Linked DNA regions of Mus musculus: region 1 is linked to region 2. Evidence: chromatin loops called from intact Hi-C (ENCODE). Cell type or tissue: heart. All regions are shown on one strand. Each heading gives the region's core, and the rest is flanking DNA. Links, peaks and the distances in the headings are about the cores only.

What was found. A loop is a pair of places that touch in the nucleus more often than their neighbours do. Peaks named below come from ENCODE experiments on the same cell type or tissue, not always from the same donor. Only the 100,000 strongest peaks of a DNase experiment are listed, where the experiment ranks them.
Region 1: it touches region 2 in a loop (2.2-fold over the local background); 6 of 42 quality-filtered maps call a loop at or near these places.

The regions. Positions count from the first base shown.
Region 1 is chr5:146,225,850-146,236,197 of GRCm38, forward strand. It overlaps Cdk8 (cyclin-dependent kinase 8), which reads left to right and starts at 5,401. Exons shown (of 13, transcript NM_153599.4): 1 at 5,401-5,971. The coding sequence starts at 5,844. It overlaps Gm38745 (a long non-coding RNA gene), which reads left to right. Exons shown (of 2, transcript XR_868694.1): 2 at 1,465-3,186. In heart, for the core only: no CTCF peak of the experiment used is centred there; a DNase peak (open chromatin) is centred at 5,242; H3K4me3 peaks cover 2,880 bases; H3K27ac peaks cover 2,276 bases.
Region 2 is chr5:146,297,752-146,308,099 of GRCm38, forward strand. Cdk8 (cyclin-dependent kinase 8) reads left to right here. Exons shown (of 13, transcript NM_153599.4): 10 at 1,052-1,149; 11 at 1,747-1,825; 12 at 1,941-2,099; 13 at 3,825-5,123. The coding sequence ends at 3,950. It overlaps Gm52832 (a long non-coding RNA gene), which reads left to right and starts at 8,680. Exons shown (of 2, transcript XR_003956008.1): 1 at 8,680-10,348. In heart, for the core only: CTCF peaks have their summits at 3,353 (motif pointing right) and 5,934 (motif pointing left); a DNase peak (open chromatin) is centred at 5,940.

The DNA.
Region 1 (10,348 bases), core at 2,674-7,673, 72 kb before region 2:
ACACACACACTAGAGTCTCTTTATATAGCCCTAGCTGTCCTGGAACTCACTATATATACATGCTGACTTAGAACTCACAGTTATCTGCCTGCCTCTGCCTTTCAAGTTCCAGGATTAAAGGTGTTTACCACCATGGCCTTGATTAACTCTTAAATAGAAAAAGATAATGCATTAGTTACATATATTATTGAAGAGACCAAATACCCCAAGCTATGTAAGAAAGGAATTACTTTGACTATGAGTTCAAAGTATAGTACATCATGGTTGGAAAATCACAGTAGCAGGAATTTGAGGCAACTAGTGCTCAGCGGATTTCTAATTTTATTTAATCTGGCCCATGGTATTGGGGTGGGTTTTGAAGACAGGTTTCTTTCTCTGTGTAGTCCTGGCTGCCCTGTAATTCAGAAGTTCTGCTGGCCTGCCTCTGCCTCCCAAGTGCAGAGTTAAAGATGTAGGCCAGACAGCCTGGCATGAGGTGTGTCTTATTTGTAGACTTTGATGGGTGACATCTTCTCTTCAGGCCTTCTTTCCTATTTTCCCAATGAAGAGGGTTAGTGTGATGTTTTGAATATGCTTGGCCTTGGGAGTGGCACTATTAGGAGGTATGGCCTTGTTGGAGGACATGTGTCACTGTGGGGTGGACTCTGAGACCCCCCTCCTAGCTACCCATGAGACAATCTTCTGTTTGCCTTTGGAAAAAGATGTAGAATGCTCAGCTCCTCCAGCGCCATACCTGCTTGGACACTGCCATGCTTCCTGCCATCACGATAATGAACTGAACCTCTGAACATGTAAGACAGCCCCAATTGCCTTTATAAAAGGTCATAGTGTCTCTCTGGGCAATGGAAACCCTAACTAAGACAGTGGGTTTCTCTTTAACAATTACAGATGCTTTGCTCACCGTCTTAAGGTCACACTTTTCCTAACTGAGCTCTCCAGTTTTCTTGTCTTTGTCTCCACTTGTCACGTTTTCCCTTGTCAACACAGGGATGAGAACAGTACATGTGACACAGAGAGAATGTTGTCCTGTCTGGATGTTTCCTCCACAAACGAATTAGTCTCTTGCCTGTGGCTTCAGCATCACTCGTGTTCTTGGGACACGGGCAGAATGCAGCTACATCCTTGGCTGGAACTTTAGATGGGTCATCCCTATCCCAGTTCCTGATAGCCCTGTTCCCCCCTGAAGCCTCACAAGCTAGGTCTCATGTTCTTCTTTCATCATTTCTGTCTACCAAATTTCTACCAGGATGACCCATTTCACTCCGGTTACCATATTCACAGTCTTTTCTAGCCCAAAGTCCCAAACTCTCTCACATTCCTCCTGTAAACCAGCTGTCAAGGCCTAGGACCTCGCATGCAGGTTTATAGTATCACCAACTCTACTTTACATACCAATCTTCTGGAGTAGTTTCTTAGCTCGTTGTTGTAATCAAATGTCTTGACTGATTTTCTTTTGGCTCACAGTTCCTGGGTAGAGTCCAGAATGGTGGGAAAGTTATGGTGGCGTGTTGAAAGATCCTGCTAATAAAGTTGTAGTTCCTCATAACTCTTGGAGCTTGGCGCAAACTGGAAGACTCCCTTTCTCCTTGGGACTTCCTCTTCTCTGCCTCACTTTGTCTGGACAGCATCTGTAGTCCCTAAGCGATGTGCCACAAAATCCATCCACGTGGCGGCCATCACCTCCTTCATGCCCCAGCCTATGGGCCGTGGTAAGATGCCCCTGCAGGAGCTCCTATCAAAATGGCAGCACCATGACACCTTCTCAGCCTGCAGCTGTCACTGGAGCTGTCCACGGTGGCCCATCTCCCTTCCCACCTCAACGGGAGCTGCCCCTTAGAAGCTGTCCACAGTGGCAACACCTTTCCTGCCTCAGCCTACTGCCAGTATGAGGAGCTGTCCAGGGTTCCGACATCTTCTTTCCTGCCTCAGCCTATACGATTTTGGTGAAATACCACTGCGGAAGCTGTCCCACAGGAACTGTCCTCAGTGGCAGCACCCCCTCTCCAGTCCCTCCCAGCAGCTCCACAGAGGTGGTGTCTCAGAGAAAGCCAGATATGGTCAGGAAGGACTTCCCACCCTAACCCAGAGACCTGATGCAAGGAAAGGGGAGGGGGCGTGAAAAAAAGCCACCAATCTCTGAGCAGAACAACCCCCCCCCCCAGCTTTCCACAAAATCCCTCCAATCCCTGAGCAAGAGAACACACCAGTCCTAGAAGAGGAAAACCCACCAATCCTCACTCTGGAAATCTCTGTCCTGAGAAGCTCCGCCTCCTCAGAAACCCTATGTAAGCACTGTCCCTTGGTCAGGTCCCCGGCTATCCTCTCCCAGCAACACAAGGCAACCGCAACCGTCCCTGGGCTCATCCCTCCACATCCTGGAACCTCCAAAAAAATCTCTTTCATGAGAGTTTTCTGCCTGGAGTGACTCTCTCATTGGAAGAAGCCAGGAAGAAAAGAAGCAATGAAGAGAAGTGAAGAGAAGGAGCAGGGTTGAGGCTCCTCAGCTCACCCAAGGATACCCTTCCCCAAGAGCTGCAGCACCTCTGCTGAGGAGCCTTCCTCTCAGAGCTGTGTGGTTCCTGCGCTCCCGTGTCTCAGGTGCCCTTCTGCTGGCATGCCTTTCCCCCTTGGAGCTGTGTGGGTCCTAGGATACCCTCCCATTCTAGCAGAAACATTTACAAGGGTAACATGGGAAGTCTTGGTGGGAGGAACAGGAAGAGGGGAAGTAATGTAATTATAATCTCCAAAAAGAAAAGAAGACATACCTACCCTGCCAGGTTGTTCACAAAAGTGCACACCATTTTTGTTCGTTTGCTCAGCACTTGGCCATACCTGCTGGACCTTCATGTAAGTCTGTTGGCTCACAGGCGATTACACTAGATTCCTCCCAGGGACCTAACAGTAGCTTATGCCATCACCTACTGCCAGGTCTGGGCTACGTATAAAAGGACTACTCGACACCCCTGTTGTCTGTCTGTCTGTCTCTCTCTCTCTCTCTCTCTCTCTCTCTCTCTCTCTCTCTCTCTCTCCCTGTCCCCAAGTGTTCTTGGCTGGTCTCTCTCCCTATTCCTGCCCTTCTTTGTCCCCCCTTCTCTACCCTCACGGCTCTGCTCCCATCTGTCTGCCTCTACCCCTTTCTAGGTGCTCACCCCCTTCAATTCCCCCAAATAAACCTTCTTTATATCAGATTTGTTTCATGGCATGATTTCTCAGGGGGCATCATGGCATGGGCCTGCCAGGTACACCCCATCCCTCCGCCGTATTATATTTTATAACAAAGTCCTCCAGTATGGAAACATTATTCTTCCTCTTCTTTATTAATTAGTGCAGCTTTGTTGCAGGAAGTGTGACACTAGGGAGTGGGCTTTGAGGCAGCAGAAGCTCAATCTGGCCAATGTGTCACAGTCACTTCCTGCTACCTGCAGATCCAGATATAGAACTCTCAGCTACCTCTCCAGCACTATGTCTGCCTTAACTAAGACAGTACCCCCACATGTCTTAGCTCAGAACCCCTTGACAACATCAAGACTATGCTTTGTATTTCTTACGTCTTTTTTTTAAATGTACGTCCTTATTTTATGCAGTCATTTTGTGAATTTATTATTATTATTATTATTTTGGGTTTTTGAGACAGGGTTTCTCTGTGTAGCCCTGGCTGTCCTGGAACTCACTCTGTAGACCAGGCTGGCCTTGAACTCAGAAATCTGCCTGCCTCTGCCTCCCAAGTGCTGGGATTAAAGGCATGCGCCGCCACCACCACCTGGCTAAATTTATTTTTTAAAATAGAAATTTTCTTGTTATATTTTTATAACACATGAGCCTGTCTTTAAAAAAAATTATTTATTTACTTTGTGTGCGTGTGTGCGCGCGCGCCTCTGAGTGTATGTACACGCCACTCCACATGTATAGTGCTCACAACTCCCAGAAGTGTGTCAGCTCCCCTGGAACTAGAGCTACAGAGGATTCTGAGCCATCACCATGCGGGTGCTAGGAATCAAATCTGGGTCATTAGAGGGCATGTAAGGCCTATAGCAGACACATTCTTGCTTTACTATCAACGACCTATTTGATATTTCTGCCAATTTATCTGCCTGTGTGTATAAGCGTATTTTGTTTGTTTGTTTGTGTTTTCCGTGACAGGGTTTCTCTGTGTAGCCCTGGCTGTCGTGGAACTCACTCTGTAGACCAGGCTCGCCTCAAACTCAGAATCCTGCCTGCCTCTGCCTCCCAAGTGCTGGGATTAAAGGTGCGCGCCACCACGCCCGGCTATAAGCATTCTTGTGTATGCACAGATGTGTGCAAGTATAAGCATGAGTGCATACGTCTGGAGTCTAGAGGTTGATGTCTATCATGGAACCTTGAGAGCATACCATTTCAGTAAGGCTAGCCGGTCATCCTGCTGCAGAGATCCTGCCTTTTTTATTATTTATTTTATTTATTTATTTATTTATTTATTTTTTGTCTCCCTTGCTTTAGTATTACAGGCACACTTAAACATGTGTGGATTAAAAGCTTTTTTTTTTTCCTCTTTAAACAGGTGTCTTGGCTTTTTTGGTGGCAGACTGTTACCTGTAAGTTGATATAAATCTTTCCCTCGCCAAGTTATATGTGGACATGGTGTTTTATCACAGCAACAGAAATCAAATTACAACACGTGGCAAGCGTTCTAGCACTCTAACCCATCTCCCCAGTCCCCTTCACTAAGTTCCCCCCCCCACCGCCCCCCCCCCCCCCGTGGTATAAAGATGTCAAAGAAAGAAGAGAAATCTTAAATACAACCACGTAGTTTATTGTAGTATTTAGAAACAGGTTGAGGCTACGAAAGGAAAAACCTGGAGTCTTTGGGGTGGGGGTGGGGAGCAGTAATTGCCCTTTTCTAAATCCTGGAGTTCAGAAGTGACTTCAATACAAAATAACCGCCCCCCACCCCCCATCCCCCACGACCTAACAGGTGTCTTTTGCTAAGTTTATATGGGCTAAGTAAATTGGATTGTAGAGATGCGGCTTTGGGAAAAATAATCTCCATGCAGCAGAAACTCGTTGCGTGACGGACTACCAATCCCATCATGCAACGTTCTGAATTCGCGGCGTCGTGGTAAAGACTGCTTCTGCAGCCACCCGTGCACTTGAGCCTTGGAGTTTCTGGCCGCACTGGCGACTGGGTTAGTCCACGTGGTAAGTCTGTCAGCAGCTCCGCTCCGCGGCTGAGCGAGGCCCTTTCGCCTGCCGGCGTCAGAAGAGACGGCTGCCAGCTCCGGAGTCGCTCACAGGTGGGGCGGAGGCAGCGCGAGGCTTCGCGACGTTTTTACGACAGCGGCTGCCGTGTTCCGCGCTCGTCCTCTCTCTCCCTCCTCCTCCTCCTCGCCCTCCTCCTCCTCCTCCTTCTCCTCCTCCTCTCTCGGAGGAGCTACCGGCTGTTGTGTGGCGTCGCTGGTCTGTCCGGGCGGATGGCAGCCTGAGTGTTCGTGAGCGCGTGTGGGAGAAGGTGAGGCGCGGACGCGCGTGGGCGAGGAGCAGAGTCAGCCGTGGCCGCCCCGCGTCGCACCCGCAGCAGCACGCGCGGCCAACCGCGCGCGAGCCGGCGCCCCGGGAGCGCGGGGACAAGGGCGGACGCTGCTCCCCGCCCCCAGCGCGTCCCTCGGCTGTCGCGCGCCCGCGGGGACCGCCCGGCGCTCCCCTGGATGTCCCCGGCGCCCGCGCGGGGCCTCCTGCCGTCGCCTCGTGAGGCGGGCTGGTGCTGCGGCCGGCGGGTGTAGCTCGGGGGCTGCGGCTGCTGCGCGGCCCGGTCCCCACCGCGGCCCTCGGCCCCCCGCCCCAGCACCCCGGCCTTGGAGGCTGTGACAATGGACTATGACTTTAAAGTGAAGCTGAGCAGCGAGCGGGAGCGGGTCGAGGACCTGTTTGAATACGAGGGCTGCAAAGTTGGTCGAGGCACTTACGGGCACGTCTACAAGGCGAAGAGGAAAGATGGGTGAGTGTGGGTGTCGCTGCGGGTGTCCTCGAGGCTGGGAGGCAGGTGCCCGGCTCGGATGTCGGGGTCCCCACTTCCTCCAAGACTGCCTCTGTCCTGGCCAGCCTGCTTTGGGGAGGAAGTGGTGTCCCAGGAATCCAGACTCACAAGAAACCCTTCGTGCAAGAGGGAGACGGACCTTCTGTCTCGTGGGCAGTGTGTACCTTTTTTGCTTTTTCTTTTTTTGTGTGAATTTCTGTACAGAATAGTTTTCTTTTTTTTTAAAGAAGATGGTTATAAGATGCCCGTTTAAATAAATCTGTTCTTCTTTGGTTGATTTATCCGGTAACCTTTTGGGGACTAACTCATCTGGCTCTGGAGTGATATCCATCAGTCTGGAAGAGAAGCTCTGATCTTTTCCCCTTATCAGTTGTGATCAGTTGGTGGCCAAATTTGGATTTGATGGGAGAAAGAAGACATCGAGTAAATGTGGGTCTGTAGAGTTCCATGAAGGATCATCTGTAATGTAAATGTAGCAGTTGCTATTCAGGTATCATTAGCTGTGAGTTTTTATATAGAACAATGGGGATTTGGTGCAGAGTGGATGGTGTGTGGGGAAAAAAAGCAAGTGACAGATAGGGGCTATGTTGTGCAAGCTCTTAAAGCAGAATCTATCAGCTGCCAGTGAACTTTAATCCTTTTGCTTTAAATAGCCTCTTCTAGAAAGAAAAATCAAACCTATGGCTGGTGACACTCAGTTTTGCTTCATGGATTGAGTGAAGTGAACGGGCTCCATTCTCTTTCATCAGTAGATGATTGCGCTATGACATCGCCAGAAGGGAAAGGCCTTCTTAGTTTGGGAGAAAATATTTAATAATTTCCCATTTCCCTCTTGTACAAATAGATATTATCTCTGCCTTTGACACTAGGAAGTTATTGGGAAGATTATCATAGCTTATTATATAATTTTTTGTATTTATTAGAAACAGCTTTCTTTGAGCGTCTGTTATTTGGCTAGTTGCTACTTGACTGCTTGGGAAATGACTTTTTTCATTTTCACAGGAGTACATATTCAGAATTGCATTAGCACTGTAAACGAGACGGCTAAAGCTGGAGCGAGTTCTTTTTGAGGGAGCTTATTTATAAATACTTTCCGAGTCTGGATAATGGAAAAGGAAGTGTCTGTCTATTACACACTTCTCTTCGCTTTACTGGAACGCCTTCCTACTTTATGATAATTTCAGTGCTTTTGTGCAACTGTGAAACCGTGCAGCTAAGCGCAGAAAGTGGAGACTTGATGTTCTGGGTGCCCGGTGGCTCTAGAAGCACCTTTTAGCAGAATGTATAAAGCCGGGGCATCCAGAGCCCTTGTTAATTCTTGTCCAACTAGATTCGTGTTATCAACACTTTATTAGTGGATTATATTTAAAGAAATCATCCAAATTAATTTGCTGCATAATTTCAAAAGGGTTAAAGCACTTCATCCTTCAGTATTACATAGTTTGGGACATGGTCATAAGATCTTCACTCCCAAGACATTTGACATTATAGTACATTTTGACCAGTCTGTCATTTGTTTTTAAAAATTCGAGTGGTTTTTATATTTTATTCTTGTAAAAGGAGCCAATTCTAGTTTCAGAAATTGCCAGTTTAAGATAATAAACTATCCAAATGTGTTGGACTGTGGTCTATTTTTTTTTTAAAGTATATAATGTGTATAGAGGGAGATACTTTAAACACCTTTTACATCTTGATGATCAGGTTTTCATTTAGGCTAAGGATAATTTCAGAAGAAATTATATTGCTTAAAATAGCTGGTGTTAGTGTGTACTTCTTAGTCATTTATGGCAATGGCAAATGAACATTTGCATTTGGGGGGATTGCTTTTTAAGCTGTAATCCTTTGGGTTTGTTTTCCAGCAACCTTTAATGATTCTGTTTATTGTGATGAACTAAATTATTTTTGTAGTGAATCAAATGTCAAGAGAGTTTTAGAATTGGAGGTTTTGCTTTCCACAGGGAGTACTCTTCAGTTTGGCTTGTTTCTAAGGCCTGGCTGGTAACCTGCTGCATTGTCTTTATGACCTGTGTCAGTGAGGCATAATGTTAAGCATTTTTAGACTTGGTATAATACAATTTGTGACTGTTTTCATCTTTTTTTGGGTTTTTCGAGACAGGGTTTCTCTGTGTAGCCCTGGCTGTCCTGGAACTCACTCTGTAGACCAGGCTGGCCTTGAACTCCGAAATCCATCTGCCTCTGCATCCCGAGTGCTGGAATTAAAGGCGTAGGCCACCACGCCTGGTTTGTTTTAATCTTTTATAATAAGATGATCAAGTCATTTGCTTTTGGTATTGATTTACTTTCAAATTAAATGGTATATTCTGCCACTGAGATGTCATAGTCCTTAAGGAACCTGGACAGGCAATAACACTTTAAAGAGAATCTCGAGCCTTGCAATAAAACTAAAAAAAAATTGGGATACATTTGCTTGGACATATTTGGTTGTTAAAATGAATACATGAAAATGTTTCTTTCAGCTGTCCAGTAAATAGAATATAAGGTAAAAGAATTTAGACTAGAGGAATTAGCTTGTTGAATTATTCAAGTTTAGGGAATAGCTTGATAATTTTGGCATAATGAGTTAGTAACCCACCCTCTTGTATACAATATGCCAGATAGAAAATCAGCCTGGTAAGGAGTGAAGGGGGTGGGGCAATAGTTTGTTTTAAGCATGACTGTGTACAAAGATAAAAGGCCATGTGTAATCATGATAATTGCAAGTTTTTGATATAGAGTTTAAGTCCACACTGTATATCTTGAAATTAATTCTTTTCGTGTGTGTGTGTGTGTGTGTGTGTGTGTGTGTGGTTTTTCAAGACAGGATCTCACTGTGTAGCCCTGGAACTCTATAGAGTCCACCTGCCTCTGCCTCCCAGCCGATAGGATTAAAGGTGTGCACCGCCTCTGGTCTCTAATTCATTCTTAAATGTGGCATAAATAGTGTCCTTCATTTTTGAACACCAAAAGAGTACTCTGTAGGAGGCAGAGGGTGTGGAGAGGGCTTGGCAAGGAAGGGGTGAGTGTGTGGGTCGTTTCTTAAGTCAGTTGTATTTCCTTTTGAAGAATAGAGGCAACCAAATATGTTTGCAAGAATGGAAAAATTTTAAGACAAAAGTTGTTTTTAAGATTTTATATTTTCAACATAGCCACTGGACATTTGTACAATTAGAAAATTAATTTGTCTAGAAGTGGTGCTGCATGCTTGTTATGCTAGTTAAGTCAGGAAAATCGACAGTTTAGGCTATCCTGGACTACATAGCACCTTGAGGTGGGTAGGGGTGTGTGTGTGTGTGTGTGTGTGTGTGTGTATGTGTGTGTATTTAAATTAGAAAAATCAGCTTAGAGTAAGTTTTCTGGAAAAAACCCACAAAACTTTTTTTTCTTAATTTTAGTTTTTTGGGGGTTTTTGTTTGTTTGCTTTGCTTTGCTTTTTGTTTTGTTTTGTTTTGTTTTGTGTTTTTGAGACAGAGTCTCACTGTGTAGCTTTGACTGTAGACCATAGCCTTGAACTCATCTGCTTGCCTCTGCTTCTTGTGCTGGGGCTTGGACACCATGCCTGATCCCACAAAAGTATTCCTAGTCTGTTATAATCATGTTCAGTAAGCTGAAGTATATAGAAGAGAGAGTGAAGGAGGGAGAGAGGGAAACAAAAAAAGAAAACTTTGTGGAAGATTCAGAAATTAACTGATAAAGGTAATGAATGATAGCAGCTACATTGGGTAATTAAGCCCTAGGTCCTGGCTGACACACTGTATGTCAATCTAATTTCATAAGAACAACCGTATTATGCTCCGTTCACATATGAGAGCTAAGCTATTGAAAGTTAAGCAGATTGTCCTGTGAGTACATGGCTAAGCATAGCAGTCAGGACCTGAGGATGTCCCTGCCATATGTGTACTCTGGAGCCCGTCCGTGCCTTGTTTTGTTTTTTTCCAGGACAGCCCTGGCTTGCTCTGTAGATGTGGCTAGCCTGGAACTCACAGCGCTCCTCCTACCTCAGTCTCCTGAGCATGTATGTGCTACTGTGCCTGGCTATGATGGAGCACATGCCCTTAACCACTATGCTCCATAAAATTAATGTGAAGGCTCCAAGACAGCATCCCATCTGCCAATGACCTCTCATTTACTATTGGATCTGCTGATCCATGTGACCCAAGCTGACCTGGAACTCACTCTGTAGCTCAGGCTGGTCTCAAACTTAAGCAGTCCACCTACTTCAGCCTCTTGTGCTGTTTTAGTATTTTATGTGTGTAGATGTGCTCCACGTATGTGATTATGTGATTGCTTGAAATTATGGATGGTTGTGAGCCATAATCTGGGGATCCAACCCAGGTTCTC
Region 2 (10,348 bases), core at 3,189-8,188:
CCCAGCAACCACATGGTGGCTCACAACCATCTGTAATGACATCTGATGCCCTCTTCTGGTGCGTCTGAAGACAGCTACAGTGTACTTTATATAATAAATAAATCTTTTAAAAAATAAAAATAGTTTCTTTAATTCTGGACTTTAACCACAGGACCTCACATGTACTTTACTTTCAGGCCAAGTGAAAGTTGGTATCTTAAATGAGTCCTACTATCTCTGCATTTTAAAGATATTTGTAAGGCCTCTTATCCTCTATGAGTCATCATTCCTTAAATCTTTGTTTATTAGTTTATTACTTTTCAAACCAATCCCAGTCCAGCAACACAGACCCCAACTGGGAACTTGTTGGAAATGCAAGTTCTTAGATTCCTGTTCACATCTCTGTTTCTCTCTCTCTTTCTCTCTTTCTCTCTCTCTCTCTCACATACACACACCACTCTATCTGACTCTGGGCACAGGGCTCAGCTCTCTATCTGTCAGGCTGTGGGATCAGGCCTCAGCTCTCAGCCTTGCAACAATTGTGCTGCACTCTGAAGTCTGCAGATCAGAGCAGGAGGCCATTGTTCAGGTGTCTCTTATATCACATTAGAAATAAACATTCCTAGAGAGCAGTGGTGGTACACACCCTTAATCCCAGCACTTGGGTGGGAGGCAGATAGGTCTCTGAGTTCCAGGAGAGTCAGGGCTGATATACAGAGAAACCCTGTCTTGGAGGGGGGAGGGGGAGAGGTGGGGTGGGGAGAAACAAACATTGCAGATGGTGCTGCATTTTCGCACTAGTATAGCATCTCTGGATGTGACAGGGATGAGCTAAGTGTAGCTACAATACTCACACTTAGGATTCTTTCTAAAGAACCATCACAATTCATTTAATACTGAAAACAAGCTGTAGTAATTGGTGATGTTTTTATTTTCCATCTGGAGAGATACAGTTATAAAAAGGTAAACTGACCTGCCCAGTACCCTCAATGGATAAATTGTGAGTCAGGGTTTGGCGTAGACACCGACGTTTCTGTGGGAGCATGCTCTGATATATGACTTGTGATTTCAGCTTCAGAAGTTGCTCACTATGGACCCAATAAAGCGAATTACCTCAGAGCAGGCCATGCAGGACCCCTACTTCCTAGAAGACCCACTTCCCACGTCAGAGTAAGTGGCAGATCTGCTGGCTTCCTGTGACTGGCATCTTTAAGTGTGCTTCCTTCTCTTGTCACACTAAGTTGCCACGCCTCTGAGGGACCTGAAGAAACTGAGCGTCTCTGCTCTAATGCCAGTTTTGGTTTTGTGGTTAAGAGGCATTGCTGAAATGGATGCCTCTTACTCAGTGATGCGTTCACTGTGCTATGGCTCCTTCTACTTGCTAGGATTTTGTGGGGCTGCCTGCAGTCAAGGGTTCTGATATTCTGGAGTAGCAGTTCTAAATAAATCTGCCTTCTCTTTATCATCTTTTGTTTTAACCGTGGAAGGGCAGATGAAACACTGCGAGCTGTGGTAGTGGATGAGAGAGCTGTCCTAGTTGGTGATTATTGATGAGGTTACGCAGAGAAGGACCTTCAGACTGCCTGCTGCAGTGTCATTGGTTAAAGGATTTTTTTGCATCAGACTCGCATGAAAGATGCTTATATCTCTGTAACTATGGAAACACAGTCCCGTCTTCTTAGAGAGTGACAGCGAGTCACCTAGATGAAGCATTGGAAATACCAGGCAGCCAGTGAGACAGCTCTCTTCTTTTTCTCTTGTGACTAGTGTTTTCGCCGGTTGTCAGATCCCATATCCCAAACGAGAATTTTTAACAGAAGAAGAGCCTGATGAGAAAGGAGACAAAGTAAGTATTAAAGTACAGTTGGAAGTGCCTTCTGCATGGCCTCCGGGCCTCTGGCACGCAGCCAGTTTCTGTTCTCCTCCTGAGTTGAACTGTGTTTTCTGTTTAACCAATTGAGAAGACCCAGCAGCAGCAGCAGGGCAACAACCACACTAACGGAACTGGCCATCCGGGGAACCAGGACAGCGGCCACGCACAGGGGCCCCCCTTGAAAAAAGTGAGAGTTGTCCCTCCTACCACTACCTCAGGTGGACTCATCATGACCTCCGACTATCAGGTACTGCAAGTGGCTTCTACTGACCTGCTGTTGTGGGGTTTCTAAACGATCTGTTGTAAAGTGTGGACTACAGTAGCGTTTGTGTTCCTGGAAAGACACAGGCATGGGATGCTATAGGTATGGAAGTCTACAGACATGGAGACTAGAAAGGGATCAGCTCTTGGGACAGACTTGGAGTAGAAAGTCCAGTAACTTGAGACCTGTGGCATTTACAGCACATCTGCTGGGGTTGGGAGATAGTGCAGCAGGTAAAGTCCCTTCACCAGGAGGATTCAGACTCAAGCACCCGTGTAAGTGCTTGGAGGCTTGGTGGCCCATCTGTACCCCTTTGGTCCAGTCATTTCAAAGGCAAAGACAGGATTCTAGTCAAGTGAGCTCTAGGGTCAATTGAGAGGCCTTGCTTCTGTGTCAAGTGGAGAGGAATCAACATCACCTCCGGTTTCCACACGCATTCGTGCAAAGTGAAGCAAAACACAGCTTCAGTGTTTCTCATCTATAAAATGAAGTTGGTAAGTCAGCTTAAACATGTGTGCCTTGAACTTAGCCAATGGCTGCTTTTGTTCCTGAGCACTGTAGAAGAGGAGTCAAGGCCACGGGCTCTTAGATCCCACCTACTTCTGTTCAGCCTTGAGTAAGAGAGAGACCTGGATGTTCTCCATGTCTTAAGTGTGGGGAGGAAGGTAGAACAGAAATCGCTTGCAGACGGCATCAGCAGCAGCAGAGTAGAAACAGTGACTAGAATGTGAAGCTGTGGGAAGACTGAGTGGCTGTGTGTTCTGAACATGGTGGCCTGCCTGGGGAAGCCCTGCACAGAAAGTGCCCTTACATGGTAGAATGCAGCTCATGAAGGATGTATGAGTTTGTGTATGTTTTTATATGTGTGGGCACACAGGCATGTGGATGTAAGAATGTGGTGTGTGTGTGTGTGTGTGTGTGTGTGTGTGTGTGTGTGTGTGTGTGTGTGTTCAGGCCCTAAGTTGATATCAGGTGTCTTTCCCTTGTTTACTGTGGCAGTGTCTTACACTGAACCCAGAGCTTGCAGATGTTAGCTAGTCTAGCCGACCAGCTTCCCCTACAGATCTTGTCTCTTCCTCCCAAGTGCTGGGATTACAGAGAGCCACCATGCCTACCAGCTTTTTTTGTTTTGTTTTGTTTTGTTTTGTTTTGTTTTGTTAAATACGTGTTTGTTTGTTTGTTTGTTTGTTTAATATATGTGAGTGCACAGTTGCTGTCTTCAGACACACCAGAAGAGGGCACCAGATCCTATTACAGATGGTTGTGAGCCACCATGTGGTTGTTGGGAATTGAACTCGGGACCTCTAGAAGAGTCAGTGTTCTTAACCGCTGAGCCATCTCTGCAGTCCGCCTACGAGCTTTTATATACTCTGGATATACACACTGAGTGCCTCATGCTCATGTCGCAAGATATGATCAGAATTGCCCACATGGTGTCCCAATTCTTACCTTCCTGGAGAGAAGCTGATGTGGGAAGAGTTGGGAGCTTTGTTTGTTTTTGCTCTGTTTTGCTTTGTATGGGCCAGCTGAGGGGTTTGCTGCTGCTTAGCCAGTGTTTTTATATTTTAATTCTAAAGCTAGTGCCTTACAGAAACTTATACATCTTTGCTTCTTTGAAACAAGATTCCCTTCCCTATCAGCCTTGATGGCGTGGGGCCAAGCTACCTCGAGAAGTCCCTGAATCACGCTTTTCCCTCGTCTTCTTTCCAGCGTTCCAATCCACATGCTGCTTATCCCAACCCTGGACCAAGCACATCACAGCCCCAGAGCAGCATGGGATACTCAGCTACCTCCCAGCAGCCTCCACAGTACTCACATCAGACACATCGGTACTGAGCTGTGCTGGAGTCTGTCAGTGCACTGTTGCTCATGCTGCAGGACTGGCTGCGGCACTCGCGGGAACCTGGTGTGGGCCATGCGAATGTACTGTACAACCACATCTTCACAATGTCCAGTAGCCGAGTTCCACCAGTTGTCACAGATTGGGGTGGTAGCTTCCAGGTTGTACCTAAGTTTGGAGTTAGACTTGAAATGAAAGTGCTAGCACAGTTGTGTTGTGGGTTTGCTACTTCCATAGTTTACTTGACATGGTTCAGACTGACCAAGCATAGTTTTCAGTGACAGTCTGTAGCAGTTGAAGCTGTGAAATGTGCTAGGGCGAGCATTTGTCCTCGTGTGTGGTGACTTTGAGTGTAACAGCGTGATCTGACCAATAGTACACACAGACGCAAGGTTTAACTGGTACTTGAAACACAGATTATGTTAACAAAATAACCAAGATTTAAAGATTATTTTGGTACACCTTTCTTTTTAGTGTCTTATCAGTGGGTTGATTCATCTTCTACATAAATCAGTGTTTTATGACCAAGAATATTGCTTGGATTGTTTTGAAAGTACAAAAGAACCACATAGTTTCTACTGACAGGTTTCAGAGCTCCCAAAGATTAATTTCCAACTTAGAGGTTTGTTTTTATTTTCAACCTATGACGACTTGACTGGTCTTAAAGCTGCTATTTGATAGTAATTAAATATGTTGTCATTGATAGAAGCCTGTTGGTTCAGCAAACTGAAATGAGTGTTGCAGACAGGGTTTTCTTTTCCTCGTTGGTGTTGCTGATTTGTGAGCATGCTTTCTGAATACAAAAGCATGAGTGGCGACCTCCGTGAGGCACGGTGACCTCCTCGAGGCACGGTGACCTCTGCGAGGCACGGCGTCAGTCCGCACTCTTCTGTCCTGATTTGAAGCTGCCTAGTGTAGTGCTATTACAATTTTGTTCAGTTAACTTTCTTTTTAAAAGGTTGTTCGCACATTTTTAGGGTGCCCTTACTTCAGCAAAGGAGAGGGAGTAGGAGAGCCTTAGAACTTTTGAGGGGAAAATAAAAAGCTATAACATACAACGTACTGTATCAAACTATTTTACATGAATGACACAAGTATTCTGAATAAAAAAAAATTGAACATTGTTAAAAACAAGGTGTTATGTAATAAATTTATTTTTCATAAATCAATGTATGGTGTCAACTATATTTTTCAAATTCACCAAGGGTCTTTTGTTGTATTTTAAAACATGCCTCTGTATAACTCTTCCCAGTGACTTATTGGTGACAACTGATGGCTTAGGCTGAGGTGTGCACTCTGGTCAGCTGTCTAGGTCTGTAGCACAGGGGACAGGTAGCTTTATAGTCGGCTAGTTCTGGTAATGGTAGTTCCACTCCGTTACCCTTGGTTCCTCCTTTTTAGAGCTAACAGATATTTTCTCAAAATCTGAAGCCATCCCTTTAAAAACAATCTAGCGCAGTCCACGAGCTGAGGAATCAGTACTGGTAGGCCTGACCAGAAGAGAAAGGGGGGTTGCTGGGAGTGGCATTTCCAAGTCTTCTCACCCCTGTTCACACCCATACTGCATGCCTTTGATCACACAGGTCCCTCCTTAACCCTCTGAATTGAGTGGTTGTGTTTGGTTTCTGTCAACCTTAGCTCTCACGGTGTTTCTTATGACCCTTACACGTTGTCTTCTGGTGTTTTTCTCCTATACTGAGTGGCTTAGAAGCCCAGTGGCTGTGAGGGCCACCTACACATTCCCCCTTCGCCAGCTAGTTCCAGAGATTGACTCAGTAGGACTTGGGTGGATATGGAAATGTGGCTCCTTTCCAACGAACTCCCCCAGTCCTGAGACGTGAGCCTGAGAAATATGTTAGGAAAGACCATTCTGTGGGGCTGGAGAGATGGCTCAGCACTTAAGATCACTGCTCTTCCAGAGGACCATAGGCCAGATCACAGGCATCTTAACTGCAGCCCCAGATGCCCCCTTCAGGCCTTCATGGGTACTGCATACATGTGGCCTATCATGCACACTCAGGCAAAACACTCGTAAAAATAAACCTGTCTTAAAGAAGAAAGACTGCTCCAGGGCCACTCACCTCCACAGCGAGCGAGCCACCAGCAGAATTCAGTGACATGAGGGAGGGGCTTGCTGTATGGACAGCCCATTTTCCTGCCCTGGGAGTTCAGAACCAAAACCCCATTATAACAAGCTGCTATTAATGCCCGGGGCCTGTTTGCTCACTTCTCCTAAATGTCGCTATCATCCTGATCGGGCCTGTCTAATCTCATGATAAGATGTGACTGACATATCTAGCCTGCTTGCTTTCTGAGTTTTGGGTTCCTTTATGGAGTTATGTGTGCTACAGAGAAGACCCCTATGACCTACCTGCCAGCTTTCTTTATTCTGTACCTCTTACTGCATGGCAGTTATTACCTGACTGGCCAGGCCTGTTTGTTTCCCATAAAATGGGAGCTTCTTGAGAGCAGGGCCTCTTATATGTGTATCCATGCTACTCCCAGATAATGTCGGCCAGGTTGTAACTTTGTTAGGCTGCTGATCCCAAGGGTTCCAGTCCAGACCCGCTTGTCCTACCATTGCTACAGGTTGTCTGTGCTGAGTGCAGCGATCTCAGACTGGTCTCTACTCTCTACCTCCTTCAGATTCAACCGTGCCCCAGAGTTGCTGCTAGAGGGCCAGACAAAGTCCAGCACAATCTTTTCTCAAATGTCTTAGGTCTGTTTCAGATATATGTCTTGTTGGCGCTCTTTAAAATGGTCTATAGTCTAGCTTTAAAATAGCATTCAATAAAACTCGTATTTGGAATTTGAAGTTTGGATCTCCCCCAAGGCCAGCTGTTCTCCTAAGCAGCGGGCAATATAGTGAGAATAAACTAGAAAAGCGGCAACTGTATTGTAAAAGTGGTAAAGGCAGGGTGTGAACAAAGATGCCTCTGGTCCTAAGATTGAATTTGATTCCTGATAAAGTTAATCTGAATGATACACTTGCAATACATACACACACTTACACGCTCACACACATGCACACAGAAATTACATTAAATGCATCATAGTTACCGACCAACCTCCCTCAGCATCAATACTACCCTGAAGGTTTACATGTCCCTTGTGACCATGGTGTTAATAGATTGTTGCTCCACTAACCAACAGGCTACCTCCTCACCTCCCATGTTCCTCTTAACAAAACAGACCACATGAACCTTTCAGTGCTAAGCCCATGTCCACCTTCTCATGTCTCTCCAGCATGTGTCGGTAAAAGCAAAGACCTTTGTGTCCCAGACAAGTACCCGCATGATCCGGCCCCTTGGAGGAAATCTGTCTTCTGGTCGTCCAGCTCCACTGCACCCTGTAATTCTTAGGGCTGCAGAGCATTGCCTTGTCGCACCTGCTCTTGGCTGCCCAGTTCAGTGATAGTTCTGTGCCCTGCCCGCATACACCAGCAGTTGTCTTCCTCATACCTGCTTCGCTTTTCCATGTATAGCAATGACAGGCACTATATATAACCCTGAAATTCTTTCTCCTCACCAGCGAAAAGAGACTTTGGAGGACAGTCTTAATGTCAGCTACTGAAAGATTCCAGTGAAATTCTAAGTGAAATGTCTCCAGGAGTCCCAGGTGCTCTACACTTGCTTGCTAGCTGGGGGTTCTGCATTGGTGCTGTTAATGGAACCTTTAGCGTGTGGGACCTAGAGAGTGATCATGGGTCACTGGGGAGCAAGCATTAAGGGTAGTTGGCTCTGCTTCAGGCCTGAGTGTTCATCTTCCAACACCATGTAACTGACCACCTCACACTTCAGAGAACATGGCCAGGAGCTCCTGCCTTCATGCCTTTTCCACTGTGAGATGGCATCCTGAAACAGTGAGCCTAATAAAGCCCCTCTCAGGTCGTTTATGCCATATACCCTGTTATGGCAAGACAAGTCATTTTAATAATTTGTGTTGGGTGTCAAATGGCATCTAAAACTGAAGCACTTAAGAAGAACTGTATTGACCATGGAAGTTTGTGTTTTCATGGAATGGGACAACTGTATGCAGAATAGAATATTTTCTCCAACACAAAAGTAAACTGTGTCGCTGTTTCCTATGATCTAATAAGACCCTGCCTTGTTTTGGCTTCATTCACACTCCTGACTGTTACCACCTGTGTTTTCTGTCTCTGTATTTTATGCCGTCTGCTTTTTAATTCAGCCTAAATAACTGCTCAGTTGTAGAATCTAAACTCAGTTCTCCTGCCTCCTGGCACTTTGTAAGTTGAGTTCCTGAAAATCGCGGTGTTGAAACAAGTGTATTACTTCAAATTGAATTTCCTTCTTACTAGCTGTGGGAAACATAAAGGTGATCCTGCATTCAGGGATTGAAGTAGTGAATGTTTGGACTTTGCAACGGGGAAGAGAGGTGGTTGTTTACAAAACTTAGATACACCTTTAAGACCTGCTGCACATAGACCTCCCTCTTGTTACTAGTTTTCCAGAAAGGACTACGTCTGTGCAATGTGGTGAAGACTCCATTTAAAAAAATAAAAATAGCCGGGCGTGGTGGTGCACGCCTTTAATCCCAGCACTTGGGAGGCAGAAACAGGCGGATTTCTGAGTTCAAGGCCAGCCTGGTCTACAAAGTGAGTTCCAGGACAGCCAGGGCTACACAGAGAAACCCTGTCTCGTAAAAAAACAAAAAGTAAAAAAAATTTTAAAAAATTAAAAATAAAAACAACACAATTTAACAAAAAGAACAGGAAATCTAAAACTCAAGGCGTGCTACAAGACCGTGTGAAACGATACGGGAAAAGTGCTGTGATCAATCTCAACGCCCCTAATTGCTCTGAGATCCAGATAATGAGCATCTTCTGAGGCAGGCGCAACATGGAAAAGGTCATTCCATGCCTAAAGCCATAGTTTCCAAAACAACAGAGCGTGCTCATCCTGGCTTACTTTGTTGAATCACTGAGGGCTGCTCTAATGTGTAGATACTCTGTGAGAATCCAAATGGTGCCCCTGGAAGTCGGGTGAAGATGACAGTTCTGTATCAGAAACTAATATTTCAGAGCACACACGTCATGACCAGCGGACTTTTAGAGGAATTTTTCTATTTGAAGAAAGGACTAGTTGTTACATGTTCTGATTCTTACATATCTGCAATATATGGCCGCATCCCAGTGCATTGGACTGCAGCAGAGAACCAGTTTCTTATATATCTTACATGCATACATTCATACATACATACATACATACATGCACACACACGCCTGCAGGTTGAGGATGTGGCCACACCAATGACACAGGACATGTGACTCCTTCAGGTCTAGGTAGCCAGGCTGTTGAAACCAAAGAATAAACATCGCCAGCTAGAAAACTTTCTTCATCAGCTGCCCCAAGTGACCTTTGAAAAAAGTCTGCCTTCCCAAGCTAGGCATGGTGGCACGCGCCTTTAATTCAGGTGCATCTCTGAGTGCGAGGCCAGTCTGGTCTACAAAGTGAGTTCCAAGACAGAGCTATACAAAGAAGCCCTGCCTCTGGGCCGGGAGGGTATATGGGGGCGGTGCCTTCCTTGGCCACTGATAGCTGTCACAAAGCTTTCTGACTCAGCTTCCTGCCTCTGACCCTTGCCATCTCTGCTACCTAGTGATGGTTCCTCAGGGGGTAAACAAGAAGAGCTGGGATGGCCAACCACACCTCTGATCCCAGTGCCTGAGACTCAGGCTGCCCTGCAAGTTGGTAGTCTGTTCTTTGTAGAAAGTTCCAGGCTGGTCAGGACTGAACCAAGACCCTGACTCAAAAGAGACACTAACAACCTCTGTAAGAATGGCCACTTCATGCTTTGAATTGTTCCATGGCCTTTTGTCACACCGAGAGTAAGGTCAGCATTACCTAATGCTTCCCCAAACAGCCCAGTTTGTTGACTTTCTCCAGTCCAACTACTCCAGCCTCTTTGAAAATGTTGATCTAGCACATCCCCCACTCTTGGCTCTCATTTGTTCAGCCTCCTTCCCAGAGTTCCCGTGCCTGATTCTATCTGGCTTTCCGTTCAGTTGCTTTTGCTCTGTTGTCACCTCCTTGATGGGGTGTCCCCTCATCAGCATGCCCAGAAGGTTAAAATTAGTGTAGGCCCAGAGTTCAGCAGTACCAGGACTGGGCCCTGCCAGTGACTGGAAGTAAGGCCCTGACTAAGCTGTATAACTTTCCTATGTTTCTGTAGAGTCCAGATAACTCTTGCTTTAGGAGTCACAGAAATGTTAAAAAGTCATTATCTAATCACTACACATGGTTTCAAAGCCTGACTCAGCTAGGTCCTAAAGTAGCACACAAGGCAACGTGCTAAGCAGTGCACACATATTCCTCCCGACACTATAATGATGAGAGCGTTTTTCCACTTTGTCGATGAAGACTGTGATCTC